Regions from separate parts of the Homo sapiens genome. Here all the other regions are linked to region 1. Evidence: chromatin contacts called from ENCODE Hi-C or POLR2A ChIA-PET data. All regions are on one chromosome and are shown on one strand. Each heading gives the region's core, a stretch centred on a gene start or an enhancer-like site at or near the end of the contact. The rest is flanking DNA. Distances are from core to core; before and after follow the strand shown.

Region 1 (3,114 bases), core at 359-2,858:
GTTTCACGTGTTAGCCAGGATGGTCTCGATCTCCTGACCTTGTGATCCGCCCGTCTCGGCCTCCCAAAGTGCTGGGATTACAGGCGTAAGCCACCGCGCCCGGCCCAGAATTCTTTGTTTTGAGATAGGGTCTTGCTCTGTCGTCCAGGTTGGAGTGCAGTGGCGCGATCTTGGCTCACTGCAGCTTGACCTTCCAGGCTCAAGCGATGCTTCCAAGCTCAGCGTCTGCAATAGCTAGGACTACAGCTGTGCACCACCATGCCTGGCTAATTTTTTTGTAGATATGGGGTTTCTCCGTGTTGCCCAGGCTGATCTGGAAGTCCTGGGCTCAAGCAATCCTCCTGCCTCGGCCTCCCAAAGTGCTGGAATTACAGGTGTGAGCCACCATGCCTGACCTCAGAATTCTTGATAACCCTGTGAGGATGGCTTAAGCTATACTCAGGTGTGTGACCTTGTACAAGTTACTAGCCTATCTAGGCCTGTTTCCTCACTTACAAAATGGGGACAAAAATAAACCTACCTCATAGTCATGAGCATTACATGAACTGTTATATCTTAGAAGCTCAGAAATGCCTGGTGGTAAATGCTATAAATACACCCTTATCATTATTAGTGAGTACCTAGGTTGTGCATGCCACTGTTGGGTGCTTTACGCACATTAATTTACTTGTCAGAATAGCCATGGGGGGGAGGTACTATTATAATGCCACTTTAGATATGAAGAAACTGACGTTTTGAGAGATTGGATGATTAAATCTCTGACTCCAAACACAACGCTTCCTCCAACGCGGTTTGGCCTTGGAGAGGAAGGCAGCTTCTTTCAAGACACCCCTGAGCGAGAAAGTCGCGTCATCCGGGGGCTCCCATTGCCCGAGCCCGCCACGTGGCAGTCTGGGCCGAATGCCTCTCCCCACTTTCTGGGTGGGCGAGGCCTGACTCCAACCCCGGCCCTCCGCTCTAGACCTGGTACCACTGTAGATTCAATCCAAACTCCCAGAAATGTGCCGCCTTTCATAATCCCCAGCTGTCCACTACAGGTGGTAACTCCCCTGCTGCTCAATGTGGCGTAAATCTTCCCTTCCATAGCTGCGGGACCACAGCTCACCGACCTGGGACAAACACCCGAGACGGGCCGAATTCCAGCTCGCAGGTAGTAATTCCGCCCCTCCCCTCCCCGCTCCGTCGCGTCCAGTCCAGCTCTTCTAGCCCTGCCCCGCTCCTCTAGCCCAACCGCTCCCCACTGTTGGCCCCGCCCCTCCCCGCCCCGTCCAGCTCTTCTCGCCCCGCCCCGCTCTTCTCGCCCAACTGCTCCTCGCTGTTGGCCCCGCCCCTCCCCCGCCACCCCCGCCCCCGCCCCGCCCCTCTCTTCTCGCCCAACCGCCCACCTCTGTTGGCCCCGCCCTCCCATCTAAGTCACGCCTCCTAGTAGGTCAATTTAGCTTCTCCAGCTCCAGAGCCCAGACTCCTCATTGGGCGCAGCACTATTCCCGCCTCTTCCTTGGGTCGCGAGCGCCGAACTCATCGAACGCAGCCAATGGGTGATACGACGGCAGCGCGGCGGGAGGTTCGATTGACCCGGTCTTGGCGGGTCGGTGAGTCTTGGCGGCTGTTAACGCGCGCTTTGGGAACAGGAAGGTTGAGAGAGAGGTGCTGGGGTCTGCGTCTATCTCTGTCGCTCTTTTCAGCCCCTCCTGGTATTCCCCTCCTAACCTGGGTTTTTTACACGCCCGCGTGGCTTCCTGCTCGACCTCCCTGAGTCTGATCCTGGTTTCCACCTCCAGCCCTGGGAAATTTCCTTTCTCCAGACTCGCCCTCCCCACCCGGGCCTCGGACTTTCACCCCAGCTTCTCTCTCCTGGCCAGTGATTACCCACCCCCAATCCCACCCCGCCCCGCCGCGCAACTACCTCCTCCCTTCACCCGGACTGGGACCATCATCCCCACTCCACTCCGCCCAGTCTGGGACTCCACCTGCCTCCTCCCCAATCCCACACTAATCTCTGCTTGGTCTCTTCCTCTTTGGCCTAATCTCTCGTCTCGGCTTATTGGGGACGGCCACTCTCACAGTTTGGTTCCAAACACCAGTTCCTGGATGGATTCCCGCCATCCATGCCCCCTCTTTAATTAGCCGGTCCTCTCAATAATGTAGCAGCCCCCTCTACAGATTAGACCCTGGTCCTACACTCTTAGCCGCTGCCTGCTTTTGACCTTTGGCTCATGGGTACTTGACGTTTTAAACTCCTAGGCCCAGGATGGTAAGTGTGGGCCTAGGGGAGACTGGGAATAGCCCTGGGTCAGGGTCTAGTAGGCCTAGGCTGCAGGATCCTTGCAGGCACTGTTTCTGTTCTCCCTTTACAGAGGAGGAGCTTGGCTCCCAGCCAGCTGGCCAAGAGAAAACCTGAAGGCAGGTCCTGTGATGATGAAGACTGGCAACCTGGCCTAGTGGTGAGCACTCAAGGGGACAGGGAAGGTGGGTAGAGCTGTTTGGACAGAAAAGAAGCCAGGATTTGGTTTCTAGGGTTACATAGCCAATTCCAGATGCCTCTTTTGTATGTTCAATAAACTTTTAGTGAGTACTTACTATGTGCCAGGCATTGAACAAGATTAGTAAAATCTTTATCCTCAGGGTAGTCACTAGAAGCTAATATAGCCTCAGTTTTCCTGGTGGGAAAAGATAAGCAAAAGAGCCAGTTGGATTGGACCTTTTGACTCTGCTTGGAAAAAAGGGCTACACAACAGCAATTAGCAGCTGGCTCTTTTGCTCTTTGTCCCCTGCCCAGTGTCACAGAACAGTAGAGTGTTCTGGGCCTACCTTGGAGTCCTGGGCTCACTTGGGCCTAGATCTGACAGGTTGTGTCCTTCCAGTCCTTGCTCATACTCAAGTACAGTATATTCTACTTTAGGTTGGGCCCTGGGCTCTGCTTCCTGTTTTGGAGGCTTGTTGGGGCTGGCTGTGGGCAGGACCTATGTAAACCAAAATAAATAGGACAGTGCAGCATGGACTTCAGAGAATAAGAGCAGTTCAAGAAGTGGGGGCTTGGCCACTGGAACTTTGAAGGAAGGGATCAGCTACGCAAGGACTAGAAGGCACTTTTTGGCAGGAGCAGTGTGTGAA
Region 2 (3,114 bases), core at 265-2,764, 1.6 Mb before region 1:
AGACATATAACTTGTAAGACATGGAGCTGAAATGTGAACCAGGACCACGAGGCTGCCCTCCTGGCCGTGCAGAAGGCAGCTCCAACCCTTTGCAGCCGAAGACTCTCCAAAGGAAATAATATTAACTGACTTCATGGCTTGCTGACGCCAAAACGTGTCCAAAGTATTTTTACATCTATAAACCCAAAAGCGCTAAGCCAGCAGATCCAGTTCTAGGGAAAAACAGCTGGTCTGGGGCCATCTGTTCTGCGGGAGTCTAAGGGCTGCCCTCTCCTAGACTCCAACCAAAGAACATGAGATGCTACGGGAGGGATCTGGGAAGGCTCTCCTTAAGGAGGTAAGTTTTATGGAGAGCAGAGTATAAGATCAAACCTTTGCATTAGAAAGATCACTGTGGTAGCAGTTTAAGAGGCTGGGCTGCAGGCAGTGAGACAGGAGGCGTGAAGGCGATGCTGGACTAATGCAAGTGAGGGACACGCTGGCCTCAGGCTGATCATACTTCAAGGCCCTTCTGCCAGAATTCCCAGAGAGACCAAACTTTCCACTCTCTGGACCCCGATCTACTCACACTGTCATGGATGCGGGCCTGCTGTCAATCCTAATTTTGTGGAGAATCCTACATGTCTTTCTTTAATGTAAGGAGAGAAACAATGCTGATCGTAAATGCCAATTACTGAACTCACTCCATGCCAGGCCCTTTACACAATCTCCAGATGGCCCCAACAGCCCTATGAGGAAGGTTACTATCCTTATCCCGGTTTTGCAGAGGAGGAAACTGAAGTTCAGAGAAGGTAGCTTACCAAAGGTAATCCAGCTCCTAAAGGAAGGAGTCAGGATTTCAGTCGAGTTCTACCCGACGGCAGAGACTGCACTGTTAACCACTGCCGAGAAGAGTGGAGAGGGACGGCTAAGGGTTCTGAGTCCCGGGCTTCTGCGAGGATCGGTGACCCCGCGAGCCTCCCCCTCCACGCCTTCGGGAAAATAATAAGTGATAGGCTAGATGTGGGAAGCCCAATCCCAAACAAAGGAATCAGGAGGGATCCAGCTTTCGGCAGCCTTCAGCTATGAGAAGTGATTAAAGGGCATGGACCTGAGCACCCCGGACAGGAAAGACAGAAAAAGAGGTCCCAAGCGAGCAGCTGACTCGGGCAGAGGCGGGGCTCGCCAGGGAGGAACACTCTGGGGCGGGACTTACGAGGGGCGGGGCTCTCTGAGCCTCTCTAAGTCTAGGACCTGCCAGACCCTATGAGGGGGCGGCCCGAGGGAGGGCGGGGCCGCATGAGGGGCGGGGCTACAGCTGCGCTCGCAACCCACAGGTTCATGAGGTCACCTCCCCGCGCCTGGACCCAACCCTCATTCCATACTCTGGCTCCAGCAGGGCTGATCCGGGATCTCGATGGTGTAGTCCAGCTCTGCCGAGGCCATGGTGAAGGCGCCGGCCCAGAGCACGGGTCTCCAGCCGGAACTCCCGCTTGCGCACCCGTGCCTCACCCGGGCGCCTCCTGGGCGCCGCCCAATCACCACACACCTCCCCCAACACGGCCCAATCCCTGCGCCGCGCTCTGTGACCTCCCGCCTTAGCAACCACCGAGTCTCTTCCAGAGCCTCTCGCCTCACCCCACTAGCTCGGCCCTAGCAACCATGCCCCGCCCCTATTACTGACCCGCAGCCATTGGCTAATTCGCTTGATCTGGATCAGGTATTGGTCAGCCGGGGCGCCGGTCAGGAAGAGTCCCCACCCTCTCATGTAGGTGAGAGGCGGCTGAAGAGTTGCTGTATTCTGGGAATGGGCAGGGTCACTCGTCCGAACAGAGTCCTATCCTACGCGGCGGAAGAGTGTGCCCTTTGACTTGCATCGTCTACCTACCTCTGCCATCCTCTACCAGCCGCAACTGCGAGGGCTGGAGGTATAAAACCGTACAAAACGGCCTAGGGGGCGCGTGCCGACCCAACCTCCACCCAGTGGGGTTGAGGCATATTCTGGATGGATGGATGGATGGATGGATGGATGGGTGGATGGGAAGCAGTCTTCAGTTGATGACTTTAGAGAATGCCCTGTTGATAGGGCCCACCGAGGAGCTGGGAGTGCAACTTTCTTGCATTTATCTATATTTACATACTATGTGCCAGCATATTTACATACTATGTGCCAGAGACTGGGTGGGCTAAATAAGGTTCCTTAGGCCCTAGTGAGAATCAAGCTTTTGGCCCTCCCTCTCCCATGTCTTAACGGGAGAGGGAGAGAAACCATGCATGAAGCAACTCTGATTCTGCGTGTGAGATAAATACTACAGAAGAGTAAGGATTTGAGGAGCTCAGAATCAGAGAAGGGGCATTTATGGCAGTGGGGTTGGCTCTTGAGCTGGGCCTTGAAAGACTTTTAGAGATAGGGAGGGGGAAAGACTCTTTGCATGCCAGGCGCGGTGGCTCAAACTCGTAATCCCAGCACTTTGGAAGGCCAAGACGGGAGAATGGCTTGAAGGAGTTCAAGACCAGCCTGGGCAACATAGTGAGACCTTCATCTCTACAAAATTAAAATTTTAAAAATTAGCCAGGCATGGTAGCGCATGCCTGAAGTCCCAGCTACTTGGAAAGCTGAGGTGGGAGGATCACTTGAGTCAGGAGGTCAAAGCTGCAGTAAGCCATGATTGTGCCACTGCACTCCAGCCTGGGTGACAGAGTGAGACCCTGTCTCAAAAAACAAAACAAAGAGCCCAGTGTGGTGTCTCACCCCTGTAATCCCAGCACTTTGGGAGGCTGAGGCGGGCGTATCACTTCAGGTCAGGAGTTCGAGACCAGCCTGGCCAACATGGCGAAACCCCATCTCTACTAAAAATACAAAAATTAGCCGGGCATGGTGGTGCACACCTGTAATCCCAGCTACTTGGGAGGCTGAGGCAGGAGAATGGCTTGAACCTGGGAGGTAGAGGTGGCAGTGAGCCGAGATTGCTCCACTGCACTCCAGCCTGGGTGACAGAGCGCGACTCTGTCTCAAAAAAAAAGAAACATTAGTGCAGGAACTGGATTGAGGATTGGGAGAAGGAGGGAGACCAGTTAGGAGGTTGTTTCAGTAGTGGGGAAGGATTATGGTGGCACAAAGCATGGAGTGGCAGC
Region 3 (3,114 bases), core at 456-2,955, 1.5 Mb before region 1:
CAGCCTCCCTGCCTGATTCTCCTGCCTCAGCCTGCCGAGTGCCTGGGATTGCAGGCGCGCGCCGCCGCACCTGACTGGTTTTCGTATTTTTTGGTGGAGATGGGGTTTCACCGTGCTGGCCGGGCTGGTCTCCAGCTCCTGACCGCGAGTGATCTGCCAGCCCTGGCCTCCCGAGGTGCCGGGATTGCAGACGGAGTCTCGCTCACTCAGTGCTCAATGTTGCCCAGGCTGGAGTGCGGTGGCGTGATCTCGGCTCGCTACAACCTCCACCTCCCAGCCGCCTGCCTTGGCCTCCCAAAGTGCCGAGATTGCAGCCTCTGCTCGGCCGCCACCCGGTCTAGGAAGTGAGGAGCGTCTCTTCCCGGCCGCCCATCGTCTGGGATGTGGGGAGCGCCTCTGCCCCGCCGCGACCCCGTCTGGGAACTGAGGAGTGTCTCTGCCCCGCCGCCACCCTGTCTGGGAGGTGAGGATCGTCTCTGACTGGCCGCCCCGTCTGAGAAGTGAGGAGCCACTCTGCCCGGCAGCCGCCCCGTCCGGGAGATGAGGAGCGTCTCCTCCCGGCAGCCGCCCCGTCCAGGAGGTGGGGGGAAAGCCCCCGACCGGCCAGCCGCCCCGTCTGGGAGGTGGGGGGCAGCCCCCTCCCAGCCGCCGCCCTGTCTGGGAGGTGGGGGGGGGGGGCGCCTCTGCCCGGCTGCCCCATTTGGGAAGTGAGGAGCCCCTCTGCCCCGCCGCCACCCCATCTGGGAGGTGTACCCAATAGCTCATTGAGAACGGGCCATGATGACGATGGCGGTTTTGTCGAATAGAAAAGGGGGAAATGTGGGGAAAAGAAAGAGAGATCAGATTGTTACTGTGTCTGTGTAGAAAGAAGTAGACATAGGAGACTCCATTTTGTTCTGTACTAAGAAAAATTCTTTTGCCTTGGGATGCTGTTAATCTATAACCTTACCCCCAACCCCGTGCTCTCTGAAACATGTGCTGTGTCCACTAAGGGTTAAATGGAAAAAAAAAAAAAGGAGGACAGGAACTATGTGTCTAGTTCATTATCTCCATTTCCTGGTACCATGCCTAGCAGGTGGTAGACTTCACTCAATAAATATCTGGTGAATCAGTGTCTTTCTGGAAATTTATACATAACTCCTTGAATGAGGCAACATGCTTCTGCACTATTTAATAAGAAAAACTAAGTCAAGTTTCTAATCTGTGGTTTTGTTTTGCTTTGAGAACAGGGTCTTGGCTATGTTGCCCTGTCTGGTCTCGAACTTCTGATCTCGAGCGATCACTCCCACCTCTCCCTTCCTAAGTGTTGGGATTAACAGGAGTGAGCCACCGCGCCCGGCCAAGTCTCCAACTTGCTCGAGGTCACTGAACTTGCAATTGAAGAAGCTACGATTCGAACCCATGTCTGTAGGATCCCAGAGCCCTCATTGTCAAATACATACTGAAGTTTCCCAGTTTTCGGGAACCCCGCAGTACAAGGTGACCGAGGACAATACCAGAAATGGGAGCCCCAGACCCCACGTAGCGGCGAAGTTCCCAGAAGGCACAGCGCTCGGGGGTGTGGCCAGACGCATGGGCGGTGCCAAGCGTAGGAAGATGGTTGGGAACTGCGTCTCCCCCAAGGCTCCGCAGGGCGCCGCTGACTGGCGGAAGCGAGGGCGGGGACAGCGGAATGACGTTTTAAGGACGCTTGCGCGCGGGATTTAAACTGCGGCGGTTTACGCGGCGTTAAGACTTCGTAGGGTTAGCGAAATTGAGGTTTCTTGGTATTGCGCGTTTCTCTTCCTTGCTGACTCTCCGAATGGCCATGGACTCGTCGCTTCAGGCCCGCCTGTTTCCCGGTCTCGCTATCAAGATCCAACGCAGTAATGGTGAGGAGCGGGGTCCCTAGGTCAAGGGGACTCGTGAGCGGTGAGACGACTGAAATTACTGCCCGTCCCCGGACACACAGATGGGCTTTCACTCTCTTTCTCTCCCTCCCTCCTTTTCACACGCACTCACTCCGGGTCTCTGCACTGGCAGTCATTCTTGCCTACACAGGGGTGAGAGTCCCTGCGCTGTACGTGGTCCCTTTCGCAGTCCTCTGGGAGTGGGCGGACCTTCTCCAAGGCTGGTAGACCTCCCAGGGAAGTTGGGACTTCTAAATTCACTTCCCTTCCAAAATTCTCCCCTGAAAATGCCCTGCTCTTATGGGGACCTCGGTCTCCTGGCCCCTTTACTCTCGAATAAATATTGCGCAGTTGCGGTATGTCAGGTAAACGGGACAGACAAGAACCCTGCGCTTGAGGAGCTTGTAGTCGTTCTCTCTTTTGCTTAAGCAGGTACCGCAGTTCTGGCAGGTCTGATACCCGTGTCATTAGGGAAATGGACAGATATGACCGCCAGAAATGAGTTAGGAAAACCCCAAAAGGGCCAGATCCTCAATGCTATGTTGAGGAAAAGTTCATCTAAGGGTTGTGGGGAATCCTGTGCTCAAACATACCTTTTGTATGTTCTCTTTTGTAGGCTCTATCTCTCTTTTTTTGTAGGCTCTCTTGAGTAGGGGTGAATCCTTATCCCATGCAGCTCAGTTTAAAAACCTGTCCCCAGCCCACCTCACTGTGGATATTCTAAAGGTGAAGCCCAGGAGATTTATTTGTTTCTCTTAGTTTTTTTTTTTTTTTTTTTTAAGGTAGCTGCCTGTTCCTTCAGGTTAACTCCACTTTGGGAATCTCTGTGGAATCCTAAAAGTGAAGCTCTCAGGAAAGAGATGGGTAACTCTGGTTTTTTCATACTTTATAGGTTTAATTCACAGTGCCAATGTAAGGACTGTGAACTTGGAGAAATCCTGTGTTTCAGTGGAATGGGCAGAAGGAGGTGCCACAAAGGGCAAAGAGGTAGGTTCTATGAGAATTCCTCTACCACATTTAATGTCTTCCTACATAAAGGATCTGTGCAGAAGTGGAATCTGTGAGAGCCTAGTTTCTGATGCTGTGCTCTTCTCACTCACGCCTGTAATCCCAGAACTTTGGGAGGCTGAGACGGGCAGATCACCTGATGTCAGGAGTTCGAGACCATCCTGGCCAACATGGCGAAACCTGTCTCTACTGAAAATACAAAAATTAGCCAGTCGTG
Region 4 (3,114 bases), core at 459-2,958, 1.2 Mb before region 1:
CTGAGCACCGGCCGATAATCCACGCCAAAGAGCTGCTGCTGCCGCTGGAGGTGGTTGGGAGTGTCGATGGGTACCAGGCGGGCTCCGCCCTCCGCCGGGCGGCACACCAGCAGCCAGCCTTCCTGCAGCCCGCAGTCGCCCAGGTGCTCTGCCAGCTGCTCCTGCCGGGACGCGTAGGATGGGGACAGCCGTCAGGGAACTGCCCAGCCGCCTGTCGTGCCCAGCCCAGGGCAAAGGGCGCCGAACGCAATGCCAACTCAATACAGGGGAGAAAAGGCAAACAGCCAGAGGTTTCTCTGGCCCCAGGGGTCTTTTACCGGGTCCTGGGCAGGGAAGAGCGCACCTTTGTCAGCTTCACCCAGAGCCCGTGGCCATTGCACAGCTCCTCGCCCGTGGTGCGCACGCAGGCGCCGCGCCGGAGCTCAATGCTGTCGCGGGCGGCGCGGAGGGGCCCGGAGCCGGTACCGGGGGCTGGGCCTGCGGCGCCCACACGCAGCCCCAGGCCCTCTGCCTCCCACACCGGCAGAAGCACGCGCGACGGTCCCGCTGGGTCCTTGTAAAGCTTGTAGAGCACCTCTCGCGGCACGAAAGCCAGCGCTGCTGGCAGCGGCCGCCCGGCGCGGAGGCTCCGCGCTGCCTCTGCCAAGAAGCGCACGCGGCCCAGCAGCTGCCGGGGGGACTCCAGCACCGCGCCCGGGCCAGGACCCGCCATGGCGAAGTGGCGGAGGTGAGCACCTAGAGGCGACCCTGCCCGGGGAACAGCTGGCGCGACCGCGGACAGAGCTTCCCACCACGCCCTTCCCCGCCTTTGGCCAGCCTTTGCCGTATGTTCTGGACTAAGCGCACCCCAGCTCTCACTGTATTGGACTGTGTACTCCCACACTCAACCATATTACTTATCTCTGTGCCACCCTAACCCAGCCGACCAAACCCAAGATTGGTGATTGCTACCTGATCAATCTCCCTCTCTCCATTTCCTTGTGACTACCATTTTATCTCTACTGCTACTACCCTCATTCAAGTCACCATTCTAGCTAGCCTGGGTCATTGCCAACAGTCATTTTTCTGGTTCTTCGGCCTGCTGTTTTTCCTCCCACTCCCAGCGAATCTGCTGGACTCCCTATCCTATGGGTGGTGTGATTAAAGTGTTTGAGACAATGGCCCCTTCCCCTGCCACTGACAGGAGTCTTGAGTCATTAGGGTTGATTCTGTTTGTCACTCCTAATCCCAAGGACACTGGAGATCATTATTCATTTTAATGTGATTGCTGATTTCTGTTTCCCCAGTCTTGTAGCTCCTTAAAGGCTGGGGCTGTCTTGAGCAGAGCTAACCTCTGCACCTACTATAGGTCCAGGCTATAGTATGGACCTGGCTGGATAAGACTGTTGGTATCATGAGTGGGACTTGCGCCAAGCCTCCGGATACCCAGACTGTCAGATGAGAACAAATTCCTCATGTCACCGTAAGATACATTTACAGCGGAGTTTTCTTTTGGGCCTTTGTTGTTGCGTCGCTACAGCAAACTTTACGGTGAAAAAAGGTAGGGGTCCTACGGGCAGCAGCCAGGGCAGCCCTGGAGCTGTCGCTGGAGTCCGATCATGTGATCTTCAACATGGCGACGCTCTTGGTTCCCTACAGAAAGGGGCGGAGCCTGGACTGGGGGGCAGGCTCAGATTCAGGTTAAATTGTGGATTGAGCTCGCAGTTACAGACAGCTGACCATGGAAGCGAATGGGTTGGGGTGAGTTCTCCAGAGCACGCGGTGTGGCTAGCCGGGCTTCTAATTTGAGTCTTCCAACTCAGGACTCTATCCCTCTACTCCCCTTTCCCCACCCTGGAGACCTCCCAACCTGAACTCCGTTAGCTGGGATCCTGAATCCTAAAACCATGGATTTTTGAGATGTTCATCCCAGGGCCTTAATTCAAGGGATGCCTCAGGATTTCCAACCAGGATCTCTATTCTGGGACCATCAACTCTGATCCCTCTTTATCCCCCAGCCTGGGTATTTCTCAGCCCCTGAACCAGCCCAGTGACATTCCCGTTTCTGAGGCTCACTAGTTCGAAGACCCCCAAACTATCCTTAGTGGGCCTTCATTCCCTCCCCCCAGTCCCTCTGGTTGCTTCGAGCTTGGAAGAGTAGAGACTAAGTGGAGGGAAGAGGCCCCAGGGCGGGCCCTTCTGGAGTTTGTGCACCACCTGATAGGCAGAGAGGAGGCGGAACGGGCGGAAAGCCAGGGTTTGGGAGCTGGCCTGGAGGAGGTAGATAGCGGTCCTGGACTGAATCGGCCTTATGAACCCGCGCTTTCCCCAGCCTCCAGCGTAGCATACTGACACCTACCCCCACCCCCACCTGATCGCCAGACCTCAGGGTTTTCCGGAGCTGAAGAATGACACATTCCTGCGAGCAGCCTGGGGAGAGGAAACAGACTACACTCCCGTTTGGTGCATGCGCCAGGCAGGCCGTTACTTACCAGGTAAGAGTCAGGGTCTGGAAATCTAGATAAAACTCCGGAGGGAGAAAAGTTTTCGAGGGGCAGGGGAGGGCTCTGGAGGGCCTCAAGGCTGAGCCCTGTCTTCCCTCTGTATGCAGAGTTTAGGGAAACCCGGGCTGCCCAGGACTTTTTCAGCACGTGTCGCTCTCCTGAGGCCTGCTGTGAACTGACTCTGCAGGTGAGGGGTCCACAAAAGAGGGAAAGATTTATGCCTTCAGTCTGCCACCTAGCAACCTGTCTCCTGTTTCCTACAGCCACTGCGTCGCTTCCCTCTGGATGCTGCCATCATTTTCTCCGACATCCTTGTTGTACCCCAGGTACCCACTCAAACCTGATCCTAGAATATAATCCAAGGACGCCTTGAAAATCCTTCTATCAGTCCAGTCAAGGTTTACAATAAGCACTTATCCTAACTGGATCGAGGGAAAAACTAAGGTTGAAAGAAATGGAGTTTGGCAGAGTTTTATTCTCCTTTTCCTTCCTCCTGGAATGAGCTGAACAGAACCTTTCCTCCTGGATTCCATTTTGGGAACCCAGATGTTTTCTCCCCCTCCAGGCACTGGGCATGGAGGTGACCATGGTACCTGGCAAAGGACCCAGCTTCCCAGAGCCATTAAGAGAA
Region 5 (3,114 bases), core at 373-2,872, 1.1 Mb after region 1:
CAGAATGCAGGCTTTAAATCCTAAAACCCTTCCTTAGTACTTGGTTGTCATGGATAACAGTATTCACATGGATAACTGTAACTCTACAAAGTATAAAAAGTGCCAATTTTTTCTTCATTAAACAGAAGTGTCTTAAAATGCGCTATTTGTGTTTTATTCCTTTATTCATTTGGGTGAAAAGATGGATAATGTTGATTTCTTATTTTAAAACAATATACATAAGGTACTTTCATTCTGTCAGTGTTGTACAAGCCACTAAAGGTAATAAAACTAAAACCACACAACATCTACACCTAGCAAAACATATTCTCAGGTAAAGTCATTATCGTGTACAATAGAAACGTTCAAATCATCCTCACCCCTTCTTCCATATAAATTATCTTTCCATACCCACCACCTTAGTTGCTAACTTCATCAACTCACCAGACTTATGGAAAAGTCCCCATAATGCTGCTAGAAGAGTGTTTCCATATAAATCTGATCAAATTATTCTCCTGCTTTAAAAGTCAATGGCTCATGTCAGGGGCGGTGGCTCACGCTTGTAATCCCAGCATTTTGGGAGGCCGAGGCGGGTGGATCACCTGAAGTCAGGATTTCCAGACCAGCCCGACCAACATGGTGAAACCCCGTCTCTACTAAAAATACAAAAATCAGCCGAGCGTGGTGGCGTTTGCCTGTAATCCCAGCTACTAGGGAGGCTGAGGCAGGAGAATCGCTTGAACCCGGGGGACGGAGGTTGCAGTGAGCCGAGATCACTCCACTTCACTCCAGCCTGGGCCAAAGAGTGAAACTGCGTCTCAAAAATAAACATAAAAATAAATTTTTTTTAAAAAGCCGATGGCTCTTCTTTACATACAGAATAAAGGATCTTCACAATCCAGCCCCACTCTATTATTCCAACCTTAACCCCCCCATCCACTCATCCTACATTCCAGTCAAACTGAACTACTTGCAGTGCCCCGGTTTCAATATCTGCACAGGATGCCTCCCTTAACTTGGAATGCCCTAGTAAACCCCCGCCATCCCTCACAATCCAACTCGAATGTCACTTCCTCTGTGAAACCTTCTCCCAGACACCGTGGCGATGGTACTATACTGTCTGTACTCACACGCATAGCATTCTCGCACTTTGCTGTTTACACTTTACTTCCAGTAGTCCATGAACTTCAAACATTAACTGATCCCTTACTACGTAGCAGAGTGTGAGCCAGAAATTGTGAGGAATGCAAGAGCGAGCATTCAAGGTTTCAGTCCTCAAGAAATTCCCACCGTAAAAACAACTTTAAATGGCACGTTATCGACTGCAAACCTCTTTCACATACCTTAGCTCAGATGATACCCAAGGATTTCATGGACTGCTTAATTTCTCCCACTAGCTCCCCTTCTCGTCATCTGCTCCAGGCTCCTGGAGGGCGGAACCCACTACAGGGCTTTGAATGTTACCCACCAACCTTCCCAGGGCCCCGCTGCCGCCTCTCAAGGGGAAACCAGGAGCACAAAGCTCCACTTACCGCAACTTCCGCGGAGCTGAGGTCTGTTTGCAGGGTAGGAGCGGGAGCCGGCTCCAAGGAGCGCCACCGCCGACTCCGGCCCCGCCTCTGGGACGTTGGGGTCGCGGGAACTGAGGCGGCAAACACAAGCTCGCGAAACTGAAGGCCGCGCCACGCCTGCTGACTGGTCAGAAACCTCGCCAGTCAGGGAGCGGGGGTGGTGCTAGAGAGCCGCGCACGGTCGCCGTTACGTATTGGTGTGCCGACCAATCAGCGCCCCGCACTGGTTCCGCGCTCGACCAATCCCAAGTCTTCTTGGAGAACTGCGGGCGCCACCGGCGCTCCAGGATCAAGGATCCGAGGATTTAAACCTTTCATTTCGTCAACGGTTAAGTTCCGGGGCGGGGTAGGCTTTCCGCAAGCGCAATGGAAAGCCCAGCTAGGTAGACGGAGGAGCGAGTGGCAGATGAAGCCGGAAGTGCTCTATAAGATGATCATTGGTCGGCGACTGGAAGCGGACACCCGAAGAACAGTTTCCAAACTCTTTACCTGAAAGCACAAAAGACAAGAAAGTTAGAGTTATTCCAGTTTCTTACTTTTTAATTTTTATTCTAAAATGTACATTTTTAATTTTTCCTTTTTGTGATCACTTATCCTCAACTTCTAGATTTCTTCCAGTTTCTTTCCTAGGAAGCCATCTGTTTTAGTGACATAATTTTTTTTTTTTTTGAGGTGGAATCTCACTCCGTCGCCCAAGCTGGAGTGCGATGACGCGATATCGGCTCACCGCAACCTCGCCTCCCGAGTTCAAGCGATTCTCCTGTCTCAGCTTCCCAATTAGCTGGTATTACAGGCGTCCACCACCCACCACCACGCCCGGCTAATTTTTTTTTTTTTTGAAACGGAGTCTCGCTCTGTCGCCCAGGCTGGAGTGCAGTGGCGCGATCTCGGCTCACTGCAAGCTCCGCCTCCTGGGTTCATGCCAGTCTCCTGCCTCAGCCTCCCGAGTAGCTGGAACTACAGGCGCCCACCACGCCCGGCTAATTTTTTGTATTTTTAGTAGAGACGGGGTTTCACCGTGTTAGCCAGGATGGTCTCGATCTCCTGACCTCGTGATCCGTCCACCTCGGCCTCCCAAAGTGCTGGGATTACAGGCGTGAGCCACTGCGCCCGGCCTAATTTTTGTATTTTTTAGTAGAGACGGGGTTTCACCACGTTGGCTAGGCTGGTCTCGAACTCTTGACCTCAGGTGATCTACCCGCCTCGGCCTCCCAAAGTGCTGGGATTACAGGCGTGAGCCACCACTCTGGGCCAAAATTTGTATTTATTAATTGATTGATTGATTGATTGATTGAGACAGGGTCTTGCTCTGTCGCCCAGGCTGGAGTGCTGTGACGCTATCTCGGCTCACTGCAACTCACTGCACACTGCCTTCCAGGTTCAAGCAATTCTCCTGCCTCAGCCTCCGGAGTAGCTGGGGTTACAGACAAGCACCACCACGGCCGGCTAGTTTTTGTATTTTTAGTAGAGACCAGGTTTCACCATGTTGGGCACTGGGCTGATCTGGAACTCCTGACCTCAAGTGATCTGCCCACCTCGGCCTCCGAAACTGCTGGGATTACAG

The links. Hi-C counts contacts between places; a loop is a spot of excess contacts on that map. ChIA-PET counts read pairs that join two places held with the same protein, here RNA polymerase II (POLR2A). Pooled maps may share reads with other maps.
Region 2: a loop to region 1 is called in a map of naive thymus-derived CD4-positive, alpha-beta T cell, with 25 times the contacts of the local background. The contact joins the promoter of TMEM53 here to the promoter of RAD54L in region 1. A Hi-C loop is called at or near these places in 1 of 168 maps with a recorded cell type or tissue (naive thymus-derived CD4-positive, alpha-beta T cell), 1 of 37 single-sample maps with no recorded cell type and 9 of 50 pooled maps. POLR2A ChIA-PET finds 5 or more read pairs at or near these places in 1 of 52 experiments (naive thymus-derived CD4-positive, alpha-beta T cell).
Region 3: a loop to region 1 is called in a pooled map, with 11 times the contacts of the local background. The contact joins the promoter of KIF2C here to the promoter of RAD54L in region 1. A Hi-C loop is called at or near these places in 10 of 50 pooled maps. POLR2A ChIA-PET finds 5 or more read pairs at or near these places in 5 of 52 experiments (B cell, HCT116, K562 and 2 more).
Region 4: a map of breast epithelium shows a loop between it and region 1 (15-fold over the local background). The contact joins the promoter of UROD here to the promoter of RAD54L in region 1. A Hi-C loop is called at or near these places in 1 of 168 maps with a recorded cell type or tissue (breast epithelium) and 9 of 50 pooled maps. POLR2A ChIA-PET finds 5 or more read pairs at or near these places in 1 of 52 experiments (T-cell).
Region 5: a loop to region 1 is called in a map of CD8-positive, alpha-beta T cell, with 23 times the contacts of the local background. The contact joins the promoter of STIL here to the promoter of RAD54L in region 1. A Hi-C loop is called at or near these places in 2 of 168 maps with a recorded cell type or tissue (CD8-positive, alpha-beta T cell and ascending aorta), 1 of 37 single-sample maps with no recorded cell type and 11 of 50 pooled maps.

Annotation. Positions count from the first base shown.
Region 1 is chr1:46,246,155-46,249,268 of GRCh38, forward strand. RAD54L (RAD54 like) reads left to right here and starts at 1,609. Exons shown (of 18, transcript NM_003579.4): 1 at 1,609-2,254; 2 at 2,358-2,444. The coding sequence starts at 2,252. RefSeq lists a silencer at 1,170-1,429.
Region 2 is chr1:44,672,967-44,676,080 of GRCh38, forward strand. TMEM53 (transmembrane protein 53) reads right to left here and starts at 1,515. Exons shown (of 3, transcript NM_024587.4): 1 at 1,365-1,515. The coding sequence starts at 1,425. It overlaps ARMH1 (armadillo like helical domain containing 1), which reads left to right and starts at 1,748. Exons shown (of 12, transcript NM_001145636.2): 1 at 1,748-1,907. RefSeq lists an enhancer at 959-1,460 and silencers at 1,228-1,367, 1,518-1,567, 1,638-1,687.
Region 3 is chr1:44,738,132-44,741,245 of GRCh38, forward strand. It overlaps KIF2C (kinesin family member 2C), which reads left to right and starts at 1,706. Exons shown (of 21, transcript NM_006845.4): 1 at 1,706-1,871; 2 at 2,782-2,876. The coding sequence starts at 1,802. RefSeq lists an enhancer at 1,357-1,526.
Region 4 is chr1:45,010,546-45,013,659 of GRCh38, forward strand. UROD (uroporphyrinogen decarboxylase) reads left to right here and starts at 1,709. Exons shown (of 10, transcript NM_000374.5): 1 at 1,709-1,740; 2 at 2,362-2,474; 3 at 2,591-2,670; 4 at 2,747-2,809; 5 at 3,049-3,114. The coding sequence starts at 1,721. It overlaps HECTD3 (HECT domain E3 ubiquitin protein ligase 3), which reads right to left and starts at 779. Exons shown (of 21, transcript NM_024602.6): 1 at 344-779; 2 at 1-161. The coding sequence starts at 712. RefSeq lists silencers at 446-615, 696-825 and enhancers at 1,586-1,635, 1,676-1,805.
Region 5 is chr1:47,312,525-47,315,638 of GRCh38, forward strand. STIL (STIL centriolar assembly protein) reads right to left here and starts at 1,623. Exons shown (of 17, transcript NM_001048166.1): 1 at 1,512-1,623. RefSeq lists an enhancer at 1,633-2,362 and a silencer at 1,680-1,729.